3 separate regions of the Homo sapiens genome follow, and all the other regions are linked to region 3. The links are chromatin loops, found by intact Hi-C in ENCODE. Cell type or tissue: mammary epithelial cell. All regions are shown on one strand. Links, peaks and the distances in the headings refer to the core of each region. The heading gives the core; the rest is flanking DNA.

The links. A loop is a pair of places that touch in the nucleus more often than their neighbours do. Peaks named below come from ENCODE experiments on the same cell type or tissue, not always from the same donor. Only the 100,000 strongest peaks of a DNase experiment are listed, where the experiment ranks them.
Region 1: a loop joins it to region 3, with 12 times the contacts of the local background. A loop is called at or near these places in 12 of 110 quality-filtered maps.
Region 2: it touches region 3 in a loop (10-fold over the local background); 105 of 110 quality-filtered maps call a loop at or near these places.

What each region holds. Positions count from the first base shown.
Region 1 is chr6:143,508,725-143,519,003 of GRCh38, reverse strand. It overlaps FUCA2 (alpha-L-fucosidase 2), which reads left to right and starts at 7,284. Exons shown (of 7, transcript NM_032020.5): 1 at 7,284-7,593. The coding sequence starts at 7,370. LOC105378035 (a long non-coding RNA gene) reads right to left here and starts at 7,219. Exons shown (of 4, transcript XR_007059796.1): 1 at 6,228-7,219; 2 at 3,595-6,010; 3 at 1-841. RefSeq lists enhancers at 6,324-6,984, 7,006-7,185, 7,296-7,425, 6,985-7,647 and a silencer at 7,848-8,051. In mammary epithelial cell, for the core only: a CTCF peak has its summit at 5,452 (motif pointing left); no DNase peak of the experiment used is centred there; H3K4me3 peaks cover 1,101 bases.
Region 2 is chr6:144,002,315-144,012,593 of GRCh38, reverse strand. It overlaps PLAGL1 (PLAG1 like zinc finger 1), which reads left to right and starts at 4,335. Exons shown (of 8, transcript NM_001317162.2): 1 at 4,335-4,504. HYMAI (hydatidiform mole associated and imprinted) reads left to right here and starts at 4,335. Exons shown (of 1, transcript NR_002768.3): 1 at 4,335-7,678. RefSeq lists silencers at 4,099-4,148, 4,339-4,528, 4,724-4,906. In mammary epithelial cell, for the core only: no CTCF peak of the experiment used is centred there; a DNase peak (open chromatin) is centred at 4,303; H3K4me3 peaks cover 2,278 bases; H3K27ac peaks cover 1,800 bases.
Region 3 is chr6:143,570,495-143,580,773 of GRCh38, reverse strand. It overlaps a transcript of PHACTR2 not described here. Among named protein-coding and RNA genes, the nearest start is that of PHACTR2-AS1, 6.3 kb to the right of the region's middle. RefSeq lists a silencer at 5,272-5,321. In mammary epithelial cell, for the core only: a CTCF peak has its summit at 5,243 (motif pointing left); a DNase peak (open chromatin) is centred at 5,223.

The DNA.
Region 1 (10,279 bases), core at 3,244-8,243, 62 kb after region 3:
CCACCTTGAGAGGCTGCAGTGAGAGGATAGGTTGAGTTCAGGAGTTGGAGACCAGCCTGGCCAACATGGCGTAACCTCGTCTCTACAAAAAGTACAAAAATTAGCTGGGCATGGTGGCGCACATCTGCAGTCCCAGCTACTTCAGAGGCTGAGGTGGCAGAATCGCTTGAGCCCGGGAGGTGGAGGTTGCAGTGAGCCGGAATCGCACCACTGCACTCCAGCCTGGGTGACAGAGCGAGACCCGTCTCTCACACACACAAAGTAAATTGGTAATTAATAACTGAAATAAGGAACAGAAATAATGACCAATGAATGAATGAATATAGTGTTTTCATTCACATAATAAACCGAGTCTAGGCAGCTTTCCTCAGTTTAGCAGGATGGTTAAAAACCTGGGCCCTACACTATTTAGCAAGTTATTTAACTCTCTCTGCCTCTTGTCCTTATCTGTAGATTGAGGATAATAAAAGTACATTTGGAGGTACTTTATATACTTGAATGTACCTTATGAGGACTTAATAAAAGCCTAAATATATTATTCAGAACAGCCTAGCTTATAGTAAGCACTAAACTCAGTAAGTATATGCCAGCACCCTAAAGAAACCACCTTTGTCTTGAATCATGAAATTTCCATGATCACTACACCAAATCATTGCTATTTTAACGTACCTACCTTGGCTCACATTGATATAAATATTTAATCAAATCTCTTTGTATATTTTTAGTGGTTGTCACTCTGTATCTCTAAGTTCTCCAGAGCTGACTTACCTATCAGGGTGGCAGGTGCAGTGCTGGCAATACTTGTCGAGACCCACAAAAATGTTTTAATTCCATCTAAAATCTGAAGGAGAAAAAAAAACCTTGTAAGTCAAAGAAAATGTTTTAATATGTAATATTCATACATTCACCTGTTTACCAACATTGTTGTAGAATACACCTCTATGACTTTTTTTTTTAAATGGAGGAATAAGAGGTCTGTGAAGGCAAAGGTGCCCAGGGCCCAGGAAAGTCACAGCACAGCCTGGCAGTTCTTAACCTGCTCCTCTGCATCAGAGGCTTCACTCGACAGTGAAATGAAAGAATCAAAACACCAGTGTGGCTTTACAACATTCATACACCATCAGAATACATCATACATCATCAGAATACCTACATATACATACAGAATACATATATATATATACAGAATACTTACCTATACATACAGAATACATCATACACCATCAGAATAGTGTATGGCAAGGACAGACTGCTAATTGAGAAAGGACATCTCAGCACTAGGTAACCTTTCTATGTGGGTTCTAACCCCCAAAAGTGTGTGCACCCATGAATAACTTGCTAAGTAGTGTAGGGCCCATGTTTTTAATCATCCTGCTAAACTGAGGAAAGCTGCCTAGACTCTGGTTATTATGTGAATGAAAACACTGCATTCATTCATTCATTGGTCTTTATTTCGGTTCCTTATTTCAGGAGGACTCCTCTTCACTCTCTTTCATCCGTGTCTTCTTCCCCACTTGTTCTTCAGCCCTTGCCCGTTGCCTCCCCAACATATTTCCTGCACCTGCTTGTGCTCACCTTTGCCAGTCCCTCCTTGGTTCCTCCCTTGCTGTCTCCTCCCCTGTGCCCCTGCTGGCATGCCTGCTGTGATGAGCTCAGCCTGAGGCTTCTCATGTTGCTTTGGTTTTGGGGTTTATTTTAGCATCTCCTCTTGATACCTCCACCTCTCCCCTCTTCTCTTGTCTTTATTCATTATTCTCGCTTATTGTTTGTCTTTGTGTTTTAGTTTCTTTTTTATTCTAATTTTGGGACACTCTTGGTTTTGAATTTCTTTGTGTTTGAATCTTTTTTTCCCCCCCAGCTCCATTCTCTGATGTCCTTTCTCTCTCTCTCTTTTTCCCTCCCTCCCTTCCTCTTTCTTTCTTTTTCTTCCTTCCTTCCTTTCTTCCTCTCTCTCTTCTCCCTTCCTTCCCTCCCTCCCTTCTTTCCTTTCTCTTTCTTTCTTTCCTTTCTTTCTTTTTTCTTTCCTTCTTTCCTTCTCCTTCCTTCCTTCCTTCCTTCCTTCTCTCTCTCTCTCTCTCTTTCTTTTCCTTCCTTCTTTTCTTTTCTTTCTTTTTTTCTTTCATCTCCTTTCTCCCTCTTGCCCAGCCCTATCTCAGTTCTGTCAGTTCCTTCTTTCTTTTTTTGCTTCCTCTTCCTCTTGAGGACCTGACCTCTTCCCTCCCACTTCTAACCAGGGCTGTGAAAACTCCGCCTTCTCTTCCAACTGGTGCAGCCCAGGGGACACTGTCTCCCTCAGCCATAAGGGCCACTGGAAAGGAGACTCAATGTGTGACTGAGACCTCATCTCCCTGAATTAGGCCTCCGTGCACAGCCACTCATTAGATCATTCATTTTTCCCGGAAGACATTGGGAAGGACGGAAGTAGAAGGCAAATGTGTCATGTGTTCTGATGCTTAGCTGCATACTAGGATCATTAAATTACCTGCCACTGACAACCCTGGTGCAGAGAAAAAGTGGCAATTTGTTCTTGTTTCTAGTCACCCTACTTGCCTCAGCAGACAGCATGCTCCTGTCCCCCATGCACACACTGGGTGGTTGGTGATCAAATTTAATTATTCTACCTGCATTAAACATAGTCAAATCTTGTCAATTAAACAGCATCTTCAGCAAATATGTAGGCTGTTCTTTGGGTAACAACGCTCAATATTGCAGATGCCTCCCCCTCCCCTGCTTCTCTCTAAGGTGGCATGGAGTAGGGGCGGGGTTCTCCAGCTTCTGGGAAGGAACACGCCGTCCCTGCCTTCTCTGGTCCTGGAGTGCTGACACCCGTTCTTTCACTGTTCCCAGATGAAGCCTGAAGCTGCTCTAATTCAAGATCTGGTCTGTATCGGGCTCCTGCCCCCACCACTCAGTTTCCACAGACAGGCAAGAGTCCTCTGAGGAATGGCTGTGAACCCCAGGTCCTTGGCACAGGAGGCCCTGCCACAGAGAACCACTCAGGACAGATTTCCAGTTAGGTTCTTGGCTACTTCTGGGTCCTGTTTGTGTCACTCGAATATCAAGGTCACCCCAGGAAAGGTAAAAAGCAGCCTCTCCATCTGTCTAACATGGCTGTACCTTGCTACACTTGCCAGTTAGCCTGAGTCCTAATCAGGACATTTCTGTCCTGATTCTCATTTAGGACTTCAGGTTAAATGGGAATCAGGACAAAATCTCTGCTTTCTGTAGGCTCCCCTGAATTGATCTAACACACACATGGTAATACTGGTCCACACGTAGACGAGGCTTAACATGTACTTCTCATGATTTAATTCTCACAACACCCCTAGGAGGGAGATGCACGATTATCACTCACATTTAATAGGTGAAGAAACTGAGGCACAGAGGTTGAACGCCTTCCCCAGGATTACACAGCCCTATGGCAGAGGCTGGCGTGGGGCCACAGCCTGGCAGCTCTCCCCTCTCTGCTGACACCCCGGGGCCTCCTCCCTTTATTCCTCTCTGCTTCTCTTCCCTGCCCCCTGGCCTGAAAAAGGCGGGTTTTCTTTTATTTCCCCCATGCCTGCTCTTCTACCGTGAAGCTGGGATATTTACCAAATAAAGACTGGTTTGGGTTCAGTTCCTTTTGAACCTTTTCTTCTGCATGTCCAGAGAGAGACTGCATTGATGCCAGCTGCCAGGCAAATGTTTCACTTCTTCCACTGTCCACTTCAGAAGAATTCTGGGGACTGCCAAGACTGGCTGGTGGCAGTCATCCAACTCCCATATGGAGATCTATCCAGAATGTGTCCTCGAGAGCCTCGCTCAGATATCAGCTCCACCTCGGCAGCTAATCTTATCCCTGTGGACACACATGGCAAGACTGCTTCCTCTGGCAGCAGCAAGGAATTTGGCTAGGGCTGGCCTCTCACCATCTCCCGCCTGGGCACCCTGAGTATCAGCAGCTGCCCAACATGCGGCTGCTGGCCGTGATGGTTCCAGAAGGGAGGCACGCCCTTCTGTCTTCATCTTGTACCCCAAGTAACCTCAGACAAACAGGATCAGAGTTGACAGTGTTCCCCATCAAGGCCACAAGCCCTTCAAATGCCTTATACATGAGCCATGTGTACCTGCAGAACCCAGGGTTTCACTCAGATTTCTGGATCCCCTATCAAAACCTTTAAATACACAGTTTAAGCCTTATGAGGTGTGATTCTATTGCTCAGTTAGCAGTAGCTTTAAGTGCAAAGACTAGCTTTGTAAGGCATTACAAACGTATAAAATGTGAATGGAATCTACAGCAGGCAGGTCTTTCCCTAAAGGACCATGTTCTAAACGACTTCATAGATTTATTTCTTTCAGTCATTTAACAAATATTTTTAAGTAGAATCTCTTCTTCCTCTTCACTTTCAGATAATACTATTTACTATTCCTTTCAAATCCTATAGCAATGGTTCCCAACCTGGTATATTAGGATTCTTATGTGTCCTGAAGGGCACTAAGGGAGGTCTTTAATATATTTTCAGTATTTCTTACAGAAAATAGACTTTTATGATAAGGTTGTACTTACCAGTTAAAAACATTTCTTTGCCTTCAAGTGAAATGACAAATGACCCAAGTGGCATCCATACAGATCTGATTACCACTCTTTAACTGAAATATATGGAAGTGTAAATAATTCATAACATGATAAAAGGGCTTTGGAAGATGGGCGTTTCTGCTATGTGGTGTTCACATGGGGAAAGGATGCCCACTTATGAGAGGACAGGGTCCTGCTGCCGCTGCATTGTCACCACAGTCATGTCTACTCTCCCTATGGCAGTTCACAGTATCATTGTCACTGTGAATATTGTCTTTTGCACTTATTACACAAACTTCTGATTAGAGAGGATGTCAAGGCATAGTGGCTGAGAAGCCCATATTTTTGTTCAAGTGTGCCCCAGGGTTCAGTGGCCACTGAGGCCCTAGATCATTCTGGGTTCCACAAACTCAATAATAAATATTTGTCAGCCCAGGCACCGTGGCTCATGCCTGTAATCCCAGCACTTTGAGAGGCTGAGGCAGGAGGATGACTTGAGATCAGGGGTTCAAAACCAGCCTTGCCAACATGGTGAAAATACAAAAGTTAGCTGGAGGTTGGGGTCTGTAATCCCAGCTACTCGGGAGGCTGAGACACGATAATTGCTTGAATCCCCGGGGGTGGAGGTGGCAGTGAGTCAACACTGTGCCACTGCACTCCAGCCTGGGCAACAGAACCAGACTCTGTCTCAAATAAAAAAAAATTGTCATCTTTATCACAAACTGGAGCTATTGCAATTGGATTCGTTGAGCCCTTTCCTCTAGAACACCCTCACTGTAAAAAAACAAAACAAAATTGGGGACTCTTACGGTGGAGCTGTGGCCCCGGGGGGCCATCTGGCATGTCATGGAGAGGAAAAATGCCCCTACACCTGCAGTGACAGCGCCCTCTGCTGCTCCCATCTCTCTGCAGAGATGGGTTGGGATAATGCAGGCAACAGCCACTTAGTGTCAAGTTCTTCACTCAATAATTAGAACCCCAGTTCACTGGAGAGCTTCAACAAACATTTTGAGTGCTGCTTTTCTGCTGTAATTGTAGGCACTACAGAAAAGAAGGTCATTATGAATGCCCTCAAAAAGCTCACAGTCTGATGGGAAATCAGACCTGTACCACCTAGCTACTAGAGGATGCGTGAAATCCTATGTGTGCTTGGAAGGAGGTGTTATGAAGCAGATCAGGGAAAGTACAACATTCTGGGAGGGAAGGGTGGTGGCAGAAAGCTTCACAAAAGAAGCAGCATTTGAATTGGCTCATTGAAGGGTAATGATTTCATGGGGGCAGAAGCAGTTGAGGATTCTGGCTTTACTTTGAAAACACTTACGAGGTGGAGGAGAGGCTGGGCTTGGTGGCTCATGCCTGTAATTCTAGCACTTTGGGAGGCCAAGGCGGGCAGATCACCTGAGGTCAAGAGTTTGAGACCAGCTTGTCCAACATGGTGAAACCCTGTCTCTACTAAAAAAGAAAAGAAAAATACAAAAATTAGTCTGGCACAGTGGCATGTGCCTGTAGTCCCAGCTACTCTGGAGGCTGAGGCAGGAGAATCCTTGAACCCGGGAGGCAGAGGCTGCAGTGAGCCTAGATCATGTTACTGCACTCAAGCCTGGGCGAGAGAGCGAGACTCTGTCTCAAAAACAAACAAACAAACAAACAAACAAACAAACAAACAAACCAAACAAGAGGTGGAGGTGATAAGCTTCCCAAATATCCTTTTGATTAATCTTTCCAAGTTGCTGGCCTTTTTTCCCAAGCTTGCAGGTTTCTTAAACATTCATTCCACTGGTTTCACCTGTCTCAGATCATCTCCTTGTTCAATGCAGTGGTTCTCAGGAAAGTTTGGACCACCAATCAGAAACATCACAATTTTGTTTTCTTTCTTTTTTTTTTTTTTTTTGAGATGGAGTCTCACTCTGTAGCCCAGGCTGGAGTGCAGTGGCACCGTCTCTGCTCACTGTAACTGCCTCCCGGGTTCAAGCGATTCTCCTGCCTCAGCCTCCCGAGTAACTGGGACTACAGGCGTCCGCCACCACGTCCCGCTAATTTTTTGTATTTTTAGTAGGGACGGGGTTTCACCGTGTTAGTCAGGATGGTCTCGATCTTCTGACCTTGTGATCCGCCCGCCTCGGCCTCCCAAAGTGTTGGGATTACAGGAGTGAGCCACCGCGCCCGGCCCAACATCAGAACATCCTAGAAGTAGGAACTGGGTAGAAACGCAAATTCTTGGGCCCCAACCTAACTGCTGAATCTGAAGCTCTTGGAATTTCATCTGATACAAATTCAAGGTTGACAACCACGGTTCTAACATGCAGGATCTTGGGAGCTGATACAGAGGCCGAGAAGGATCTAGGTTGCTTTCCATGTTCCATCATGGCGAGACCCGGCTGAAGTTCCTGCCTTGACCTTCTCGTGCACGCTTCGGACGTGTGGAGCAGCCACCAGGGTGGGCTGGGGGCATTGTCTTCTTGGGCAGTTTCTTGGTCAGGGTCGTGTCTGCTTGAGGGCAGAGGCGCTGGCCACAAGGCCCTGACTCAGACTCATATTTTCCCCTCAAGAGGACAGAGCCTTAGCAAAGCCGTCCCAGCTGGCTTTGGGGTAATGCTGGCCTTAGTTATGCTGAGCGATGCAGCCCTCCTGAGGTCATTCGGAACGCCCGGGAGAGTGGCCACTCCCGCCCCAGAGGGGGAAGGGTGGCCGGTTTCCAAGTCCGACTTGGTCAGGTGACCGCGGCGCGGCATACTCAGCGGCAGAGACGGAAGAACAGCGCTCCCGAGGCCGCGGGAGCCTGCAGAGAGGACAGCCGGCCTGCGCCGGGACATGCGGCCCCAGGAGCTCCCCAGGCTCGCGTTCCCGTTGCTGCTGTTGCTGTTGCTGCTGCTGCCGCCGCCGCCGTGCCCTGCCCACAGCGCCACGCGCTTCGACCCCACCTGGGAGTCCCTGGACGCCCGCCAGCTGCCCGCGTGGTTTGACCAGGCCAAGTTCGGCATCTTCATCCACTGGGGAGTGTTTTCCGTGCCCAGCTTCGGTAGCGAGTGGTTCTGGTGAGTGCGCTCCCTTTTGTCTCGTCTGCCGCGCTTTTGTCCCCACCCGCAGCCTCCAGCCACCACCCAGCGGGCCTGGTTCGCCGCCTGGTGCTGCCTGCACCCTCGTCGGTTTCACCTCCCACTGCGTTACCCGCGTTTCGCACTTCCGGGTGTCGAATATGTGGTTTCCTGCCTAAGTGCTTCTGCTGGATGAACAGGGAATTTTTCTTCCGTGTGACTGTAAGAGTTTTCAGATACTCCTGACTCCTCAGCTTCTTCATAGTTGCGCATATTAAGCTGTAGTTATGACACTACAACATCGAGCTACTACAGACATTCATCAGTTTGTGCAGGGGCATCACACGAGCGGTGACTCAGGCACAATGGCCTATGGTTGCTCTGCTGCTACCTGCCAATTTACAGTCGTTCTGCCATGAAGTTATGGTTAAAACATAGTCATGAGTATGTGAAACGACTGTTCATTGAACACCATTGGCTACTTAATGTTAACATGTTACCCATGTGTGGCTCTAGGAACTTTTTAAAGAGGTTCTAGAATGGTACTCTTAACACAACCCAGTTATCATACTGCCGTATGAAAGGTGCTACACAAAAATCTGTGCGTTAGATTTTACCTTGAGATCTATGTGAAAATGTGCATGTAATTTCTTAAACTGTTGCACATGTCTTTTCTGACTAAATGCTACAAGTATTAAGTCCTTCAAAACAGAAATATTTTGTGTGCATATATAGAAACATACACATAATATATTCTTTTTTTTTTTTTTTTGAGACATAGTCTCATTCTGTCACCCAGGCTGGAGTGCAGTGGCACCATCTCGGCTCACTGCAACCTTCGCCGCCCGGGTTCAAACGATTCTCGCGCCTTAGCCTCCTGAGTAGCTGGGACTACAGGCGCACGCCACCATGCCTGGCCAATTTTTTTGTATTTTTTAGTAGAAACGGGGTTTTGCCATGTTAGCCAGGCTGGTCTTGAACTCCTGACCTCAGGTGATCCGCGGTGGCTCATACCTGTAATTCCAGGACTTTGGGACACATAATATATTCTTAAGTAAAAGAACGGAATCATTAAACAGTATTTATTTGAATCAACTATATACTACATAAATAGTATACATCCAAATTAACATACTATATTTAGTAGACACAATACAGAGTATGAACTATATATTATATTAACATTACATAGTATACATGGTACCATGCTCTACTCTAGGGGTAGAAAAATTACACCTCCATTCTGTTAGGGTCTCTGCTGGGTCCAAGAATTAAATTGACATTGTGTGACTAAATTATGTGGGGAGACTTAAATAATAAATTTTAGCAAGTTCTGTACAGTATTCTACTTCTTGTCTTTGAAGCTTAGGATGTTGCCTTTCCTTCTAGTACAGAGTGCCTTTCATACTGGAATTTCATCTTCTCTCCTAAGAAACAGCACAAAGGGCAAAGTGCTCTTCATGCACCTGCTATTTTTCGAGTTTCTTTACCTTTAAAAATGTGCCAAAATAGCATATTTTAACCCTTTCATGACAAAGAAATTGACTACCTGCAACCAGTAACCTTTCTTATTGGTAGGTCAATTGATGTAAAAAATAAAACTGGATAAGCTATGGAGAATTATTCATATTTTAAATAATTCACCTTCTAAAACAGAGACTCTTTATTCTTATGCCAAAACATAGCTACTTCAAAAAGATGTTACAAATCTTTATTTGCATGTTTTGGGCTGTAAGGAATCTTGAGCTTGTTTTGGAAATATTTTAGATTAGTGTGGTACATAATTAACAACTTTCTTCCCCCTAAATTGTATCTTATATTATCATTTTGTTCAACCATGAAGATTAGGTAAAGATATATTGGTGCCAAAGAGGATTTGACATTTTTGACTGAGACTAGTACTATGCCAAAATAAAACAGCTAGTTTTGAGTCATTTTATTCTTTGCTATGAATAACTTCATTTTCTACAGATAAACCCATGGTTATTTTGACCTAGAATAATAAAGATACTTCTCATACTAAACAAAATAGAGAACAGATTCCTGATGATCTGAAAATGCATTAACCCTGTGGAAGATTCTTTAATTACCTGTGATTTCCCTTTGTATCCTCTGCTCCTCACTCTCAATTTGACTTTCGGGGAATCAACAGTATAGATGAGTATATGTGACTGTTTTAAATGTCTATTAAAAACCAAATATAAATGATAGACCTTTACCATAAATGCCTCTTTTCATCTCTCAGCATGAAATTCAAGTCTAGACTGTAGGGGACAGTGCAGGTTCAAATTAGATGATGCTAGGAGAAATTCCTTATTCTTGTTCAACTTTCTGAATGTCCCAGTTTCTCTTTTGCAGTTCAATTTAAAATGTAATGCCCGTAGTCCCAGATACTCAGGAGGGTGAGGTGGGACGATCGCTTGAGCCCAGGAGTTCAAGGCTGTGGTGTGGTATGATCATGACACTGCACTCCAAACTGGGTAATGGAGCAAGACCCTGTCTCAACCAATCAATTAATCAATAATAAATAAATAAATAATAAAAATGCTTCAAGGATTTTAAACCCAACTAAAAGGTATAATGATAGGGGCTTGTTATCTCACATAACAGGAAATTTAGAGTAGTCGGTTCATTGATGAAATCAAAGACACGGGCTCTTTCTTTCATCCTCAGCCTGGGGACTTGT
Region 2 (10,279 bases), core at 1,857-6,856, 430 kb before region 3:
TCTGGATAAAGATGGCACAAGGAAGCACTAAAAAAATCAAAATTAAAATACTAAATCATCCAGGCATGGTGGCTCACGTCTGTAATCCCAGCACTTTGGGAGACTGAGACAGGCGGATCACCTGAGGTCAGGAGTTTGAGACCAGCCTGGCTAACATGGCGAACTTCCCCCCAACCCAGCACCCCCATACCAGCCTCTACTAAAAATACAAAAATTAGCCGGTTGTGATGGTGCACGCCTATAATCCCAGCTACTCAGGAGGCTGAGACAGGAGAATTGCTTGAACCCGGGAGGCAGGTTGCGGTGAGCCAAGATCATGCCACTGTACTCCAGCTTGGGTGACAGAGCGAGACTCTGTCTCAAAAACAAAACAAAACACTAAATCACCCAAAGGAAAGAAAGCAACAAAAAACTTACATGCTGCAACCAAAGAAGAAAAAAGTACAACCTTATAATGTAAAATTTGAGAATTGATAGCAAAAACAAAGAGAACAGAAGATTCTATGGAGGCGTGCTTTGTCTCCAGATGAACCTATGTCTGCCCAGCCCTCCACCCACCGCTGCAAGACATGTTGAGGAAAAAGATGATCAGACCAAATCCTAAGAATTCTCACAAACGTCCCCCAATGTGGAAAGGCAGGGCACACCTGTGAGATGTTGAGGAACCTTTGCATACCACTGTTGGATCTTGCCAGAGGCAGGAAAGTTTCCCACTTTCTGGGATACTGTGCTGAACTGAGCAAATGAACTGAAACTCTGAGGCATGGGATGTTCCCTTGGCTAGCTTGAAGTCCAGCTGCCAGAGGACTTAAAGGAATCTCAGATGTGAAGGTTGAGTTCCTCCAGCAAGCTTTATACTCTGTCTGAGCTGAATTCCACACATCCCCTTTTCCCCCACCTCTCCTTGTCCGAAAAACCTTGGATCACAGAACAAGTAGATAGAAACAACATTCAGCCCTGAAAAAGCAGCGTATTCAGATATATAATATACATGGGACATTAGAAAAGAACATAATCTATAAATTGGAAGATCATACTGTATGCTGGGGGGAAAAATTGATCTAGAATAACTGACACAGAGGCATAGCCCAGATAAGAATACTAAAGGGTATATTAATGTTAAAGAATTCTTCAGGTATCCAAGCAGAAAAATCAAGCCACCTCCAAGGGGAAAATTACATGGGATTAAGATCTTTCCACAGAAATCTTTGAAGCATTTCTCTAATGACCAGTAATGATGAGCTTTTTTCATATGTTTGTTGGCCACATAAATGTCTTCTTTTGAGAAGTGTCTGTTCATATCCTTTGCCCACTTTTTGATGGAGTTGTTTTTTTCTTATAAATTTGTTTAAGTGCTTTGTAGATTCTGGATATTAGCCCTTTGTCAGATGGATAATTGCAAAAATTTTCTCCCATTCTGTAGGTTGCCTGTTCAGTCTGATGATAGTTTCTTTTGGTGTGCAGAAGCTCTTTAGTTTAATTAGATCCCAATTGTCAATTTTGGCTTTTGTTGCCATTGCTTTTGGTGTTTTAGTTATGAACTCTGCCCATGCCTATGTCCTGAATGGTATTGCCTAGGTTTTCTTCTAGGCTTTTTATGGTTTTAGGTCTGATGTTTTAAGTCTTTAGTCCATCTTGAGTTAATTTTTGTATAAGGTGTAACGAAGCGGTCCAGTTTCAGTTTTCTGCATATGGCTAACCAGTTTTTCCCAACACCATTTATTAACTAGGGAATCTTTTACCTATTGCTTGTTTTTGTCAGGTTTGTCACAGATCAGATGGTTGTAGATGTGTGGTGTTATTTCTGAGGACTCTGTTCTGTTCCATTGGTCCATATATCTGTTTTGGTACCAGTACCATGCAGTTTTGGTTACTGTAGCCTTGTAGTGTAGTTTGAAGTCAGGTAGTGTAATGCCTCCAGCTTTGTTCTTTTTGCTTAGGATTGTCTTGGCTATACGGGCTCTTTTTTGGTTCCATATGAAATTTAAAGTAGTTTCTTCTAATTCTGTGAAGAAAGTCAATGGTAGCTTGATGGGGATAGCATTGAATCTATAAATTACTTTGGGCAGTATGGCAATTTTCATGATAATTGATTCTTCCAATCCATGAGCATGGAATGTTTTTCCATTTGTTTGTGTCCTCTCTGATTTCCTTAAGCAGTGGTTTGTAGTTCTCCTTGAAGAGGTCCTTCACATCTCTTGTAAGTTGTATTCCTAGGTATTTTATTCTCTTTGTCGCCATTGTGAATCAGAGTTCACTCATGTGTTGGCTCTCTTATTTGTCTACTATTGGGGTATAGGAATGCTTGTGATTTTTGCACATTGATTTTGTATCCTGAGACTTTGCTGAAGTTGCTTATCAGGTAACATCTCATGCCAGTTAGAATGATAATCATTAAAAAGTCAGGAAACAACAGATGCTGGAGAGGATGTGGAGAAATAGGAACGCTTTTACGCTGTTGGTGGGAGTGTAAATTGGTTCAACCATCGTGGAAGACAGTGTGGCAATTCCTCAAGGATCTAGAACCAGAAATACCATTTGACCCAGCAATCTCATTACTGGGTATATACCCAAAGAATTATAAATCATTCTACTGTAAAGACACATGCACACGTATGTTTATTGAAGCACTATTCACAATAGCAAAGACTTGGAATCAACCCAAATGGCCATTGGTGATAGACTGGATTAAGAAAATGTGGCACATATACACCATGGAATACTATGCAGCCATAAAAAAGGATGAGTTCATGTCCTTTGTAGGGACATGGATGAAGCTGGAAACCATCATTCTCAGCAAACTAACACAGGAACAGAAAACTAAACACCGCATGTTCTCATTCATAAGTGGGAGTTGAACAATGAGAACACATGGACTCAGGGAGGGGAACATCACACACTGGGGCCTGTTGGGGAGTGGGGGGCTAGTGGGGTAGGGATAGCATTAGGAGAAATGCCTAATGTAGATGACGGGTTGATGAGTGCAGCAAACCACCATGGCATGTGTATACCTATGTAACAAACCTGCCCGTTCTGCACATGTATCCCAAAACTTAAAGTATAATAAAAAAATAAATAAAGCAATTGCCATCTTGTTCTGTTAGGTTTTGAAGGAAGGTGTGAATTGAAAATATTTACCCAACTCACTTTTTATTTATGTATAGAGAAAAACACCAGATCTTCTCAAACATGGCAGCACTCTATAAACCCTCCTTAGGAATATGACTTGAAAATGAAGGAAGTCCATCAAGAACTAAATAAAAATAAAAATTCAGGGATAGATAAGTTACAGTGAATATCAAATTCATTTAAAGATAGAATTAAGACAACATCTGGAAAAATAAAGTTGCAGAGCAATTGCAAATGTTCTCATTGCTAGGAAGCCGAAAGTAACAGAACTAATGGAAATTGAGAGGCAGGGTTACCCCCTAAAGGTAGGTGGAGGTGTATGATGCTAATTAACCTCATCTTTCAGAGCTATGAGACTTTCTAAACCCGAACATGTAGTGAGCTCCTTACACCTCTCTTAATCTTTTTACGTAATGCTTATAGGCCTTTTAAAAAGCACGTCTTTTAGGGAAGAAAGCAATAGAGATTCCCTTCAGTTTATTTTTCTTAAATTCCAGTAACATGAAAAATTTGAAATTATATGAAGCAGACGTAGTGTGATACCGTAATTAGAAAATTACTTCTGTCTACCCTTTCTGCGTCTTCGTTTCTTCAGCTGTGAGACGGGTATTTCTCCCAGTGTTGCTGTGAGGATTACACGTATTTACCTGCAAAGTGCTTAGGACAGTGCCTGGCTCACGGTCAGTGCTCACGTTTGGGCAGCTGCACTTGGGCGCTGCTGGCACAGGAGGTAAGTTAGTTTGGCCTATTGCAGCGTCCCAGCATCTGTCGCGTTTCTCATGTGTGATTGGGCTCTGGCGGCCCATCCTGGCGGAGACTTCGGCTAGCAGGCCCCGCTGCAGACCCCAGGCCGGCTCGGGTCTACCTGCGCCAGCGCTGTACCTGGGCGACCTTGGCTTTGCCCCCACCGGTGACCCGGCCCGCAGGACGTGTGGGTGCCGCTCAGCTCCCCCCGCCTCGGCCGCCGACCCCCAGCTCCCCGGCGGGGCCTCCTCCTGCCACGTGACGCCCCCGCCAGGGGCCCCAGCGCCCTCCTCGCGGCCGCGCCGTTCCGGCTCCCGAGCCCCGCCTGCGCGCGGCCTCCTCGGCGCAGCCATCCTCTTGGCTGCCGCGGGCGGCAAAGCCCACGGCATCTGCCATTTGTCATTCAGCCCGTCGGTACCGCCCCGAGCCTTGATTTAGACACGGCTGGGGCGTGCTCTGGCCTCACTCTCCGGGCGGGTGCTGGACGGACGGACGGACGGGGCAGCCGTGCTCACAGCTCAGCAGCGCGGGGCCTTGGCGCGCGGGGCGCTTCCCCGGGTCGCCGTCATGGCCGCGGAGGTGGCACGCCCGAGCGGCCTCGCCTGAGCTCCGGGGGTCGTCGCCCCGCAGGGTAGGTGTTTGGGTGCTCGCGGCTGCGGCGGGCGGGCTGGGGGCAGCGGTGGCCGTGCATTGCCGCGCTGCGAGGACGGCGCTGGGTTCGCGGCCGCGAGGAGGGTGTGCCTTTGCCGCGCCGCCTACGTGCGGGTCCGGGCTCCGCGGGGCCGGGTGCGGGACCCCGCAGATCGTCACCCGCAACCCAGGCAGCCCCACCGCGAGTGCCGCCGGACCCCCTGGACGCCGCTGCCAGAGGCGTTCGCGCCTATCTGGTATGAGGTCCACAGACCCGATTCTTACAACCTGGCGCTCTAACCTCGCCAACGGGCCAGGAAAAAAACAGAACAAGGAAAAGAAGAAAAAGTCTGTTCCAAGTAATAATGGGACTAGACAGTAACTGTTTGCACTTTCGTCTCTTATGGAAAATATGATTATTTTGATGCTTTAGTATTACAGACTGTATCAGACATACTCTTAAAAGTATTTAAAAACGTGGGGTCCTAAAAATTTCCTAGATCGGGACAGCTGATAATGCGACTTCTGTTAGTCTCCGCATCCAACTTTCAGGGCGGAATGGGGATTTCTACCTTTTACTGAATATACTCCTGTAATTTTGAATATTTTTTCTCATCAAATGTGTTACTTTCATGTTTTAGGAAACCAATAAAAATCAAAAATAGAAACACCCAGCTTAGGTCCTCCTTCTTCCAGGAATCCTCCTCTAACCCCTCCCTCCCAGGCAGGATCGGAGGCCCCTCCCGGGTGCTTTCTGGGGCCTCACTGAGGTCCTGGTCCCCTAAGTCCTCCCCCGCAGCCCCTCCGCGTATTAACCCACCGGTCTCGCTGGGCTCAGAGATTGCTTACTTAGCACATGGTAAGTGATTAATACTGTTTAATGACCGAGGGAAAAGATAAAATGTTCTCTGATGTTTCACGCTTTTCGCTCTGAAGTTAAATAGTGGTAAATTTATATGCGCTTAGATAAGAACATTTAACAGTTAAGGATCTGGAAAAGTTGACGACGTCCGATGTCCGTGTTTCCTGATCCAGCAGTTGCACGCCTGGGTATTCATCCTTAAGAACAATGTTTTTCAGAATTTGAAGTCCATTTTAGTGGGTCGTAAAGTCATTTAAATGGATGATCAGAATTTGTAAAACACAGACGGAGAATAGAACATCAGTGTCTCTCAGGTCATAGGGGTGTTCGCTTTATGAATCTCTCTCCCCCTCCTCAGTTTCATACATACACAAATGTGTGTCATGATGTAAAACGTCATTCCTTAGTATGAGTCATGGACAAAAAAGTTTGAAAGCCACTGCCCTAGATAAATTTTAATACATGTCCACAAGCAGACGTGTACAAGAAGGTTGACTGTAATGGCAGAAAACTGGATGCCGCCTTCATGCCTACCTGAAGGAGAAAGATAAATTATACACCACTCATAAAAAGGGCACACTGTACAGTGGCCAATGAAGTATTTTTGTGTTTCAACACAAATGCCTTTCAGTGTTGAACCAAAAAAAAAAAAAGTTGCCGGAGAATGCTGTGTGATATCTTCTATGTAAAATTCAGAACCTGGTGGAGCAAAGCTGTTGTTTAGGGATGCATGTATAGGCATTAAAAGTAGTAAAGAAAAAAAGTCAAGCTAATGGTCATCTCCTAGTGGGGAGGAGAGGGTCAGGGGCTCAGAGATGCTGGAAATGCTTTATCGCCTGACCTGTGCAATGGTTACATGGGTGTTTGCTTTGTAACTCTTTGTTAAATGATACACACTGGGTTTGAATGTTACATTTCCCCCCAAATATGTTAAAATATGGGTGTTGCAAACTGAAGAAGCCTGAGTCTAGGGCTCTCCGTCTGTTATTCTTATTTCCTGGCTTCTTTTTAGAAAAAAAAAATCTTGCTCAGGGAGGAGTACCTAGGGAATTTATCAGTAATGTTTTATTTCATAAATTCCATGGTGGACATACCAGTATTCATTAAATTATTCTTTATGTATTCTTATAACTTAATTTATAATATTTCAAAAAGCATTTAGGAGAAAACATCATTTGGTGTGTTTGCTTTCCCAAAAGTCACATTTACATGTTTTGTACACAACTGGAATATTTTATATAGTAATTTTAGCTAAAATCAAATTTTGTTATGAAAAACGAAATACTAAAAAGTATATAAAAATCACAGAACTTTACAGACTTTCAGCGTTTTAAAATGCTAACATATTGTATTTACCTCAATAATTTCTGTTCCTCAGTTCTTTCAGGCCACATTTTTAGTGCTCAATAGCCTCATATGACTTTAATATTTTATTATATTTTATTATGTTATATATTTTACATTATACATTATAGAACAGAATATTTCCATCATTGCAGAAATTTATATTGGAAAACATTCTGGATACAAATATTTGTTATATACTTGCAGATATTAAACTGTAGACATTAATCCTTATGCTTTTTGTCTTAAGATACTCTACTATTAATGAAATGTATTCTGAATATTTTTCTAAGAATTTTTAAGTTTATGTTTTGTCCACATTTTGTTCTTTAATTTACCTGAGACATGTATATATTGAGATGTATATATTTTATGTTATGAGATCAAGCTTAATTAATTTTCAGATTCCCACATGAAAAGGTAATTGTCCCAATATCAGTGATTAGCAGTGCCACTTCTGTCACATACAGTACCCAGATATGTTTGGGCTTATTTCCAGGCTGTTAATCCTGGTTTATTTGTCATTTGAAAATACTGCAGATTTTCATTTACTGCTGCTTTCTATGTAGTATATTGTTCAGTTCTAAGAATTTAAGATTTTTTCATTGTGATATTTTTTCTTCCCCTAAGAGATTTGTAGAAAGTAGTCTAGTTCCAATGTGGAAGGTTTTGTGAGTTATCCTTTTGTTACTGATTTCTAATTTGCACTGTAGTTAGCATACGTGTCAAGGCCAACAATTCTTTGAAATTCGAGAATTGCTTTATGGTTTTAACTGCTCCTTGTATCATCAAGAATAATTTGTACTCACAGACTTTTGAGGCAATGTATGTAGGTGTGTGTATATATATAATATATACACATACACTTTATATATAGATTATATATAATCTCTCTGTAGAGTTTATATAAAAATTAAATATATTTATATAAATGTATATATATATATGAATAAAATCTCCTGTCTCTAAGGTTTATGTTTCATTAATTCAGGAAAGTTTTGTCTTTTATCTCTTTATTTTCACACATTTTTGTCCTATTCTTTAGGAGCTATGATTAGACTTCTGTTAGACTTCCTCACTCTATCACCCACATCTTTTAAGGTAGATTTAATGTATTTAATATATTTTTTATCCATGTTGAATTCTACATATGTTTTTTAGTTCTATAATTTATGTACAACAAAAAAAAGTGTGTAGCTTGGTGAAATTTACATATGTGTATACCTTTGTGATTACTACCCAGATAAACATATAAAACATTTTCATTCCTTCTGCCCCTTCCTATCAATGGAGCCACTCGCTTCCCCCAGTCAACTACTGTCCCGATTTCTATGACCATGTATTATTTTCAAATGTTTTTAAACTTCATATAAACGGAGTCATACAGTTTATTCTTTTGTTCACATTGTATTCATCCATGTTGCATGTATAAGAATTTTTGTTTGTTTTTTATTTTTGCTTTGTATCAAGGGTTGGCAAACTATGGCCTGTGGGCCAATTCCAACCCACTGCATGTTTCTGTTTATAAAATTTTATTGGGCTGTGTTCCATGGCTCCTGTCTATAATTCCAGCCAGTCAAGAGGCTGAGGCAGGAGAATCTCTTGAGCTCAGGAGTTCGAGCTTACAGTGAACTACGATCATGCCACTGCACTGCAGCCTGGGTGACAGTGAGATGACCCCATCTTAAAAAAAAAAAAAATTACTGGAACATAGTTATCCCCATTTGGCAGAGTTGAGTAGTTGTTATAGAGGCCATATGGCCCACAAAGCCTAAACTATTTACCACGTGGCCATTTACAGAAAAAAATTTATTGACACCTCTTCTACGGTATTACATTATGTGGATATATAATATGAGCAATTTACTTATTCATTTTCTTGTCGATTAACATTTGAGTTGTTTTCATTGTTGGGCCATTAAGAATTGAATTGTGAGGAATGTTCTTCCAACTTCCGTTGGTAGACATATATCTCTCAGCTATATACCAAGGAGTTGAATTGATGGTTTTTGGTAGGTTGGTTGCATTTCCATAAACACTAATAATGTTGAACATCTTAAAATATCTTAATCAGCTATTTAGATTTCCTTTATCACCTGCCTATTGAAATATTTTGCCCATTTTTTAAAAATTAGGTTACCTTTTTGTTAATGATTTTTAGTTCCTAATATAATCTGGATAGGGAATCTTTCTTGGGTATATGTTTGCAGGAATTTTCTACCCTGAAGTTTGCCTATTTATTCTCTTTTTTTTTTTTTTTTGAGATGGAGTCTCACTTTATCACCCAGGCTGGAGTGCAGTGGCACGACCTCGGCTCACTGCAAACTCCGCCTCCCAGGTTCATGCCATTCTCCTGCCTCAGCCTCCCGAGTAGCTGGGACTACAGGCACCCACCACTATGCCTGGATAATTTTTTGTATTTTTAGTACAGACGGGGTTTCACCGCGTTGGCCAGGATGGTCTTGATCTCCTGACCTCGTGATCCACCCGCCTTGGCCTCCCAAAGTGCTGGGATTACAGGTGTGAGCCACCGCGCCCAGCCCACTCTCAAGATTTTGAAGACATTTGCCTTTGTTTTCCTCCAGAAACTTTATAGTTTTAGCTGTTGGATCTGTGATTATCACCAGTTGATTTTTGTGTATGGTGTGAGGGGGGGATCAAGATTTATTTTGTATATGGACATCCATCTACTCTACACATTTATTGAAAAAAACAACACCTTTCTTTTCCCATTGAATTGCGTGGGGACTTTGTTAATAAATGAATGGTCATATATTTGGGTCTGTTTCTGGACTCTGTTCTTTCCACTTGGACTAATTATCCATTCTTGCATCAGTACCATACTTTTTTAATTACTGTAGTTTATGGTAAGTCTTGACATGGTATTGTAAACCCTCCAGTTTTGTTCTTTTAAACAAATGTTTTGACTATTTAAGTGCTTTACATTTCCATATAAATTTTCAAATGTGCTTGTCAATGTCCATTAAAAAAAAAAAAAAAAGCCTACCAGAATTTTGATTGGGATTGCATTGACTCTACAGAGCAACTTTGGGAAAGTGAACATTTTAACAGAATTGAGTCTTTCCCTTCATTGCATAAGTTCTTCTACAGTTACTTTCAACATTGTTTTGTATATTCAGTATAGAGGACTTACACATTGTTCAATTTATTTCTAGACATTTAATGTTTTTTTGATGCTGTTGTAAGTGGTGGAGTTTTTTTTTTCCCCCAGTTTTATTTTCCAAACATCTTGCCTAGTGTATGGAAACAAAATTTATTTTTATATATTGATCTTGTATTTTGTGCGCTTGCTAAATTCACTTATAGTTTTGGCAGTATGCAGATTTGTTTTTGTTTTTGTTTTTGTTTTTAATGTGCTGTCATGCCATCTGGAAAAAAAATGGTTTAAATATGCCTTTACAATTCTATTCTCTTTTTCGCCTTTTCTTGCCTTATTGCACTGGCTGGGACCTCTAGAACAATATTTAACAGAAGTATTAACAAAGGATATCCTTGCCTTTTCCTCATCTTAAGGGGAGAATACCTCAATATTTCACTATTAAGGGTGAT
Region 3 (10,279 bases), core at 3,046-8,045:
GACATTTATCTTCACGTTCCTTCAGCCACCCACACTATGGAGGCCAGGACTAAGTGGCTCCCTTCTTTTATTTTTTATTGTTTTATTTTATTTTATTTTTTGAGACGGAGTCTTGCTCTGTCACCCAGGCTGGAGTACAGTGGCATGATCTCAGTTCACTGCAACCTCTGCCTCCCGGGTTCAAGCAATTCTCCTGCCTCAGCCTCCCAAGTAGCTGGGATTACAGGTGTGTGCCACCACGCCCAGCTAATTGTTTGTATTTTTTGTTTTGTTTTGTTTTGTTTTGTTTGAGACGGAGTCTCGCTCTGTCGCCCAGGCTGGAGTGCAGTGGCACGATCTCGGCTCACTGCAAGCCCCGCCTCCTGGGTTCACGCCATTCTCCTGCCTCAGCCTCCAGAGTAGCTGGGACTACAGGCGCCCGCCACCAAGCCGGGCTAATTTTTTGTATTTTTAGTAGAGACGGGGTTTCACCGTGTTGGCCAAGATGGTCTCGATTTCCTGACCTCGTGATCTGCCTGCCTTGGCCTCCCAAAGTGCTGGGATTACAGGAGTGAGCCACTGCGCCCGGCCCCAAGTTGACTCCCTTCTAAAGGGATGGGATATCACTTTTGAGACGAAGCTATAGAAAGATCATGACTCCCATCTTGCTATCCCTCTCTTGATTTTCTTTCTGGCTCATGCTGAGAGAAGACAGTGGTCATGTTGTGAGCTGCCCTATGGAGAGGCCCACGTGGCAAGAAACTGAGGGTGGCCTGCAAAACAACAGCCCATGGGGAACTAAGGTCCCCAGTCCCACAGCTCACAGAAAACAGAACCCTGCCAACAACTACGTGAGTCAGCTTGGACGCAGCTCCTCCCGGCAGAGCCAGGAGATGACTGCAGCCCTGGCGCATACCTTGATTGCAATCTGGGAGAGATCCTGAGCCAGAGGGCCCAGCTAAATGTGCCTGGATTCCTGACTCACAGAAACAATAAATGTATTTCCTAAGCAGCTACACTGTAGGGTAGTTTTTCATACAGCAATAGATAATGAATACACACCCACTCATTCTTCCCGCTGATCGTCTCGGTGCAGTGGAAAAGGGTCTTCTCCTCCAGGCCACCATCTGCAGAAGAGGCCCCTTCCGCTCACCTTCCCAGGTCTCACTGAGTGACCCCCAAAGAAGTGCCTTCTCTGAGATGGTGCCTTATTGGGGGGGTTCCTTGGGCTCTTTCATCACAGCTGTCCGCTCGCCTCTTTCCTTGTCTCTCTTATATATGAAAATCTACTTAAAAACTACACACATAATAGGGCAATTTGCTAAAATGGGCATTTTTGCTGGTTTGGGGGATGTTTTGTTGTTGTTGTTGTTTTGTTTTCTACTAAAGACTCATCCTCCCTGCAAAGCAAAATGTTTTCCTTCCTTCAACCAGGACCTCTCTTGGCCCATAAGTCTCCTTTATGCAAATTTTTTGACAATAAAAATAGTATTTTATTTCCCCCACACTTTCCCTCCTCCAACAACCCCCAGTACACCTTTCCCTTCTTGTTCACACAGCTATGTTACAATAAGAAAAAAATAAGTTTTGGAGCAGGTCACAGTGGCTCATGCCTGTAATCCCAGCACTTTGGGAGGCCAAGGTGGGGGGATCACTTGAGCCCAGGAGTTCAAGACCGTCCTGGGCAACATGGCAAAACCCTATCTCTACAAAAAACACAAAAATTAGCCAGGTGTGGTGGCATGCACCTGTAGTCCCAGCTACTCAAGAGGCTGAGGCAGGAGGATGGCTTGAACCCGGGAGACGGAGGTTGCAGTGAGCTGTGATCACGCCACTGCACTCCAGCCTGGGTGCCAGAACAAGATCCTGTCTCAACAACAAAAAAAAAAGTTTTGGGGGCAGGATTATGAGGGTAGAGGGGATATGGGTAAAAACACAAATCACAATAGGCATTTTTGAAAATACGTTATTCCACTTGGTCATCGTCTTCTCCCTCATCTTTGAGCTGCTTTCACTTCTGACTCCTTTCTTCTTCACCAAGGTCTTCTTCATCTTCTTCATCATCTACCTCTCCATTGTTATAATCGTCTTCATCCTCCTCTTCTGCACTCATGTCCTCCTCTTCTCCTTCCTCCTCCTCCTCCTCCTCATCCTCTCCTCATTGTCCAGGCCCTCCACGTAGCCCTCAGCATCCAAGTCAACAGCAAATTTTTTTAAAAGGTCCTTTTCCTCCTTTTCTTGTTGGCAGGAGTGATTTTGTACCCAGCTTGGCAAGCAGGGTATGGGCTGCATTTCGGCCCCATTCTTCCCCACAGTCAATGCTCTTGAGCAGTGAACAACCTACACATCCTTCCATGGCTACCATGCTCAACCTTTCTTATGGGGAAAGCCTAATGCCACGTATCTATTCTCTTGACTTCTGGCCTCCCCTGCCTCCCTGAGGAAAGTTAAGGGCCAAGAAGAGTTGAATCAAACTAGATCATCCTAGAAGGGGAAACATGGAGGATGAGGCATTGCACTGACAAAGGGGAACTGCTAAATCTGGCTATGACTTCCCCATCCTGGACCGTGAGGATGGAGGTCTGGGGACCCCTCTCCAGCTCTCATGGAGCCCTGCACTTGACTGCAATGGTTCCTTTGTGAAGGAACAACAGTAAATGAAGCTCCTTCCCTCTTTGCATTTGGACTATGGCTGATTTAATCCATGAGAGGGAAAGGGAGGGGCCTAGTAAGCAAGTTGACTGTGGAATTCTCACAGGTGTTGGCAAACGAACGGGGGATAGAGTGTCTTGGACCAGATTTAGACAAATCTAGAAAAATAAATAATGAGAACTTACCTGCACAGTACATGCTACTATAACATTATATTGATAGTCATATTTCTCTTACCATACCTCTCGCTTTCCCTTGGTTTTGGTTGCACTTCTTGAACCTTTGCTGAAGCTCTTATTTCATATGTAAGCTACCTAAACAGGTGCTTCTAGGCTCTCCTTGCATCTCTCCTCTCTCACTTTTTTTTTTTCCATCGACGATATGGTTACCAGGTTAATCTCTTTAAATGGTTTTCAGGATCTCACACTGGTACCCAAACATTTTCAACTGTTATCTACTGTTTAGAGGCTGTAGTTCAAATGTCTGAGTTTTGTGATTCAAAGCCTTGCACAATAGGGTTCCGATATATCAATTTGGTCTCATCTCCTCTTCTAGCTTGTAATTCCAGCGAAACTGAAAACTCACACGGGGCATTCTCATCTCAATGCCTCTGCTCATCACATTTCTCCTGGTTGGAGTTTTTTTCACACCTTTTTTTGCTAAGTCAAAATCTTACATAATCTTTAATACTATTTAATGTTTCCCTTCTCACAAAGCCTCTCCTGACCTTTTTAACTGCTAGGGTCCTTCTCTCATCTTCTCTACTGTTATCTGGGATCATAATTTTATTTCCCTATGTTAGGTGATATTTTATTTTAAAATACTGATGACCTTGACTGTGAGTGCCCAAGGGCAGGGACCAAGTTGGCTACTTTTATGTGTCTTTTTTGTTGCCTGGCACAGGGTTTTGGACACAGAGCATGCTAAAATACAATTTTAAAAGACTGAATCTTCCCTCTACCAGAAGATCCACTGCAGCAAAATTCTTGGTGTTCTTAAAATATAACTTAAAATTGAAAAATGTTTTTTACATTTCATTCAACTTCTCAAAAGAAGTTCATCTAATTATAAGGGTAAATAACAACCCCCAAAATATATTTTATACAAATTAAAGCACATAAATATATAATCTGATATAGTAGTTTGTTGCTTTTTGTGTATGTTAGCATAGAGTTTTAAGTAGTATATACCTATAATACAAGCAGTGTCAGAAAATTTAGACTTCTTCAAATAATTTTTTTTTTTTTTTTTTTTTTTTTTTTTTTTTGAGACAGAGTCTCACTCTGTCACCCAGGCTGGAGTGTAGTGGTACGAGTTCGGCTCACTGCAACCTCGGCCTCCTGGGTTCAAGTGATTCTCATGCTTCAACCTACCGAGTAGCTGAGACTACAAGTGTGTGCCACCACACCCGGTTAATTTTGTATTTTTAGTAGAGATGGGGTTTTGCCATGTTGGCCAGGCTGGTCTCGAACTCCTGACCTCAAGTGATCCACCCACCTCTGCCTCCCAAAGTGCCAGGATTACAGGCCTGAGCCACCGCTCCCAGCCCCTCTTCAAACAATTTTTAAGTTAACTTTAAAAACCACAAATATTCCCTCTTTCAACTTCTGTTTTAAAACTGAAAAGCTAAATGTTAGAAATAAACTTTTCCCTTGAAGCCATTTACGTAGTCATGAACACTATGCTTAAAGTAAATAAATGTAAAATCTGTTAAACTTTTTGTTTTCTTGTATTTTAAGCACAGCTTCTTTTTGAATTAATGCAATTCAGCAAACTTGCTTTTTCAGGAACAGAAAATCACCCCACGACTTGTAAAATACGTAATCTAGAAAATGCGTGAGAAGAGAGACCTTCCAAAGCTATGTCATGAGAGCGGAGTGTTATACAGCAGCATCTCTTCCAGTTTGTCCCCTGGGTGTTATATAACTCAAAGGTAATTAAAGGATTCAGGCTTGGATCGCAAATTCTAGCACACAAAGAGTAATCTAATGTGAAGACACCAAGCTTGCAGATGCTCCAAGTTTCCAGCCAAGATAAAGAAAAACCCTTTGGATATGCAGATTATAACATCTATGTTAGTTCTGTTGGACATCAATTTAGAAAAGATTCAATTTAGTCAAGGACATTGGCTTTGTCTGATATATCTCATTCCAGAAATGTGATTATGCTCTATTGGCTGAAAACAGCAACTCTTAAAAAGTTTCTAAAAAACTTCAAAAATATTTGTTCGAAGAACTGGAACATAGACTTTTTTTTTCTAAATTGAAAACAAATGTCCACTTAGAAAGACTTAATGTACTTAAGAATCAATTGTACTCTGCAAACAATTTACCCCAATAGGGACTGGATTTTTACTTAACAAAACGGTTCAATAAAGGTTTTAAAATGATTGGAAGATAAATAAACATTAAATAGTTAAAAACAAAAAGTAATTTATCTCATATTGCTTCTCAAGGACTTTAGTACTTCACGAGAGAGAACTATTCAAACAATACATTTATAGGTACATCTGTCTTTTCAATGGAAGCTATTAAGCACCAACATCAAGTCTCTGGTGTCTTACCAGTATTACATTGGCTGATCAGTATGACCACTGCACCATCTAGTGTCCACACGGTAAAACAGCAGCTAGGGAGCGCTTTTTCTCCAAGTCCATCTTTCTGAAAGCCATCCTCTAAACTGGCGTTTTGATAGTTCATCATCAAGAATATAAAGGACAGATCATTCATATAAAGACTAAGTCACATTATAACATTTCCAGGTGTGCTAGAAAATTAAGACATGGTGCTTATAAAAAAGTACACAAATTATGTAAAACGATGTTTAAAACCTAAAGATAGGAATATGGTAAGTTATTTTTAAAAGACTTTTTGTAAAAGAGAAAGCTATCTCATCGAACTATGAACCACGGATAGAAATCATGATGTTCAAAGACTATGTATAAACAATATGGAGAAATTAATTCGTAGATGTAAAGTAAAACATTAAAAACATGAAAATATATGCAAGAAAATAACTGGCTGAAAATGTTTTTGGAGTGTTGATGATTATTTATTTGCCTATTTTTTGTTTATCATCTCTTAATTATGTTCCAAATGGATTATTTGTTACAATTAACTAGCCAAGTAAATACTGAGAAATCTAATCTGCCAGTCAACATCTAGGAATTCTGTATAGATAAAGGAAAATCTGGCCAAATTTCACAAGTCTATTAACGTGTTAATTTTTACTTTGGGTAAAGGAGTGTAGGAGGTTGTTGTTGTTGTTGCTGTTTTACACCACGCCTTTAGTTTTTAAAAAATTGGGGGAGAGGAGGAGAAGGCCAGCTGTTAGATTTAGAACAAAAATGAAATATTTATAGGAGACAGTCCTTAGTCCTTTGGGCTCTTGGAAAATATTCACATCAAATTTCCAACATAACTGACTCAGAGCCACTGCTTTTTTTTTTTTAATGCCATCAAAAGAATATAAAAGTATTTTGAAAAGTTAAACACATTCCGGGGAATCATTTTACCAGTATTTGCAAAACGATTCAACCTAAATAAAATACAGGTGATCATAAGAAGAAATTTCAAGCAAACTTAATGCCACTCCTGAGTAGAAAAAAAAATAGTTATAACTTTAAAAATCTAATTGCCTACTATGAGAGGTATCAATGTTGAGAGACATTGAACCCACTTTTATGTTTAAAGAAAACTCTTTGAACAGGAACTTTTAAGGTAGCATGGAGGACAGACCTCCAATGGCCATGCCTTTGTACAATCCCTTAGCCTTGAGTGTAAATGAAACTTGTGACTTGTTTTTATCGATAGAATGTGGCAAAGGGAACAGGACACCACTCTGTGATTATGTTACATTATCTAAGACTCTGCCTTAGTGAACTAGAGACCGGGATTCTCCTTCCTGCCTTGAGGAACTGAGCAGCCACGCTGAGGAAGCCCACAGTGAGAGCCTCTAGCAGCTTCCAGTGAACAGCCAGCAAACCAGGGGCACTCAGCCACACAGCTGCACGAACTGAATCCTGCCTGCAGGTGTAATGAGCTTAAAATAAATTCTTCCCCAGTCAGGCTCCAGATGAGAACACAGCCCAGCTGACACCTTGAGTGTGACCTGGCAAGACCCTAAGCAGAGAACCCAGCTGAGCTGCTCGCAGGCTCCTGACCCATAGAACCTGTAACTTGTTTCAGCCACTAGGATTGTGGTAATTTGCTATGCAATAATAGAAAGCGAAAACAGGTAGCATATTAAATAAAATTCACGATTCCATAAACAGTTATGGAGAACCAGACCCAGTTCTGGGCCTAGTGGAAATTAGGCCCTCAGAGTGCTGCTAAATGGAAGGACTAAGCTCCATACAAATATAAGAAAGGCAGGTAAGTGATTTAGTCCACAGTTTCAAGGACATCATAATTTAGTTGAAGAAAAACAGCCACATAATTAACTAAGATAAGTGCCAACACAGGGACAAATAACATGATAGAATGCACAGAAAAAGATCTGTTATCAACAGAAACTTTTCCAAGCTACAGAAAACCAAAATCAAAAATACTTAGAAAAAAAAAAAAAGGAGGGAAAGAAAATTCATGGGTTCACAAAACTGGTTTGGAGGTAGGGCTGGCCTCAGGCTTAATTGCATCCATTCTCAAAGCTCAGAAATTCTCTAGGCTCTTCTCTCTTAACCTTCACAGTTGGGCTGGCTCCCATGGATGACAAACATAATAATGTAGCATCCAGGGACCTCCATGGAATAGAGAAGAAACTTCCATAAGACCTAGTGAAAGTCTCCATGCATCTCGATGGCCTGAATTGGATCAAGGACACACCCTTAAACCAAGCACGCAGCCATTGATGACTGGCCAAAGCCAAGTAAAGCCCAGGAACAAAGAATGGGTCAATCTCTCTAAATCACATGGTTGATAATGTGGGTTAGAGGTGGTTTCCCCACAGGAATATAACACTAAGGCATTTTCAACAGATGTTTACCACATGACCCTACTAGTTCTGAGTAGGAAGATCACGAATGTAATATACAATGAAATGCAATATATAAGAAAATTATACATATACCCAGTGAAGGGTCTATGAGAACATTAGGTACTAGTCTTGCCAGTTTTGTAAGGACAGAATTATTTCAAATTAGAAAGTAAAAAACATTTCATTTTTTATTTTGGATTCTTATCTGATGATGACCAAACTTCCACAGATAAAAGACATTATGCTTTTAGAATTTGATGATAATAGATTCATAGCAGTAAGATTTGTGAATTTCAAAAGAAAATAAACCACTGTTGGCTGGGCACGGTGGCTCATGCCTGTAATCCCAGCACTTTGGGAGGCAGAGGCAGGTGGATTGCTTGAGGTCAGGAGTTTGAGACCAGCCTGGCCAACATGGTGAAACCGTGTCTCTACCAAAAATACAAAAATTAGCTGGGTGTGGTGGCATGTGCCTGTAATCCCAGCTACTTAGGAGGCTGAGGCATGAGGATTGCTTGAGCCCGGGAGGTGGAGGTTGCAATGAGCCTAGATCGTGCCACTGCACTCCAACCTGGGGCAATGGAGAGATTCTCCATTTCAAAAACAACAACAACCACAATGACCAAAACAAAACAAAAAAACAAACAAACAAAAAAACCACTGTTAGTGTTTGAGTATGAATCAATCTATAATAAACACATAGTCACAAACACTCACACACATTCTATTTTGAAAAAATATATAGTTGGGATATATTTGATGGAGGCATTAGACTCTAGTTTTGGTCAAGAAACTTTCAGGTTCACTTCAGTGTTGAGGCTGTATATATTGATCAGATTGACTGGAAAATTGTCATGAGATCCAGAGAAACAGAGATGCTGTTATCAAAAATTCAGCAAAGAGGGAAGGTGTCAGGACAAAATATGATGAGGGGAGAATTCAAGCCAGTGAGGAGCTAAACTGCAGAAGATATTTACACGGGGCCAAAAGAATTTCTTAGCAAAAAACAAAGTCTACAACAACAAAAAGTCTAAAAGATATTGGACCTGTAGTTACCTACTAAAAAGAAATATAGAAGCAAGAAAGAGTAAAACAGATTTTTTGGTGAAAATCCTAGTTGTGTGGCTTCCCATTTTTTAGCATATGTATCAAAATAGGCTATGCTCCTCATAATCTGACATGTTTTTGGGACCAGTGTTTCATAAGAAATCAGTTCTGTAGATGGTAGAAGAATATCTAATATCTCCTACATAGAGATCTCCCATATGGTAAATATTAATTTTCCAAGAACATGAACAGAACGTTATAAATCTAACATTAAAATAATACTGAAAGCAGGGCTCATAGGAGAAAAGACTGATTCTAAAGCAGGGACAGAGAAAACACAAGATGAGTCTGGAACGTCTTGTGGTCCCAGAAAGTAAGGAAATGATTTTTTTAATGATGGGAGCATGGCAAATGGACACAGGAGTAAACTTGTACCAAACTCTCGATAGCCAATTGTACAACAATGTGGGCAACAAAATGAGTGATGATTGACCGGCCTGGGAAACATAGCAAGACCTCATCTCTATAAAAAAATTTTAAAAAAAATTAACCAGGTGTGGCAGTGCACACCTGTAGTCCCAGCTGCTCAGGAGGCTGAGGTGGGAGGATTGTTTGAGCTCAGTCAAGACTTTGAGGCCACAGTGAGCTATGATTGCACCACTGCACCAGCCTGGGTGACAGAGCTGGAGGGTCTCTAAAAAAAGAAATAAAGTAGATAGTAATGGATTATAGGATAAAGGAAATATCCATGAGACCACACTAATACAAATAAATAACTGAATGAATAAATAGCTCAGAAGAGGTAGCTCTTCATTGTAGTAGAATTCCAATTGATAAATGCAGAAGGATGATAACTAGAAAGTCACCATCTGACAAACACCGCAATGATAATTGTTACTAACAATGATAATTGTTAGTGGGATAATTGGCTAAATTTGAATGACAGCTGCAGATTAGTTAGAAGTACTGTACTGTACTGCTCTTTACCTACATTCCCTTCTTGATTTCCATCGTTGTACTACAGTTTTGTAAGATATTACCATTTGGGGAGTCCAGGTGAAGAGTATACGAGAACTCCATGTACCAGTTTTGCAGCAGCTAAAAGTTAAATGATCTTAAATTAGAAAGTTTTTTAAATTTCATGAAAAATAGGAATATAATTTGCGTCTTCGAGTCTCAGGGGCATTTGATAAACATCGATCACCACTTGCAGAGCCATCCCTTAGGTTAGGGAATCAGGGCAATTGTCTTCAGCCTGAATTTTGGAAGAAGAGGAGGAGTCCGGGGAGGGATTTGCAATAAAGCGGCATCTCCACCGTCAAAAGTGTGCTCAATAAGATAGAGGCCCCCTACCAGAACGAGTCGATGAACCTGCTACTTCTCCACTTGCACATGCACCTCACGCTGGCCATGGCTGCTGTGCAAAGGACTGATCTTCATAAAAAGGTGTGGGGATTAGGGAAGGAGAGCAAGCGGGGAGAGGGAGAGCCCCAGGAGAGTGGGGAGGGGCCTGCCACACCTGGGGTGAGTTGCCAGTCACCTCATCAGGACCAGCTCTGGGAGCTGAACTGAAAAGGCACAAAACTGCCAATCGATAGAAAGCTATTGATAGAACATTTTCATGGCT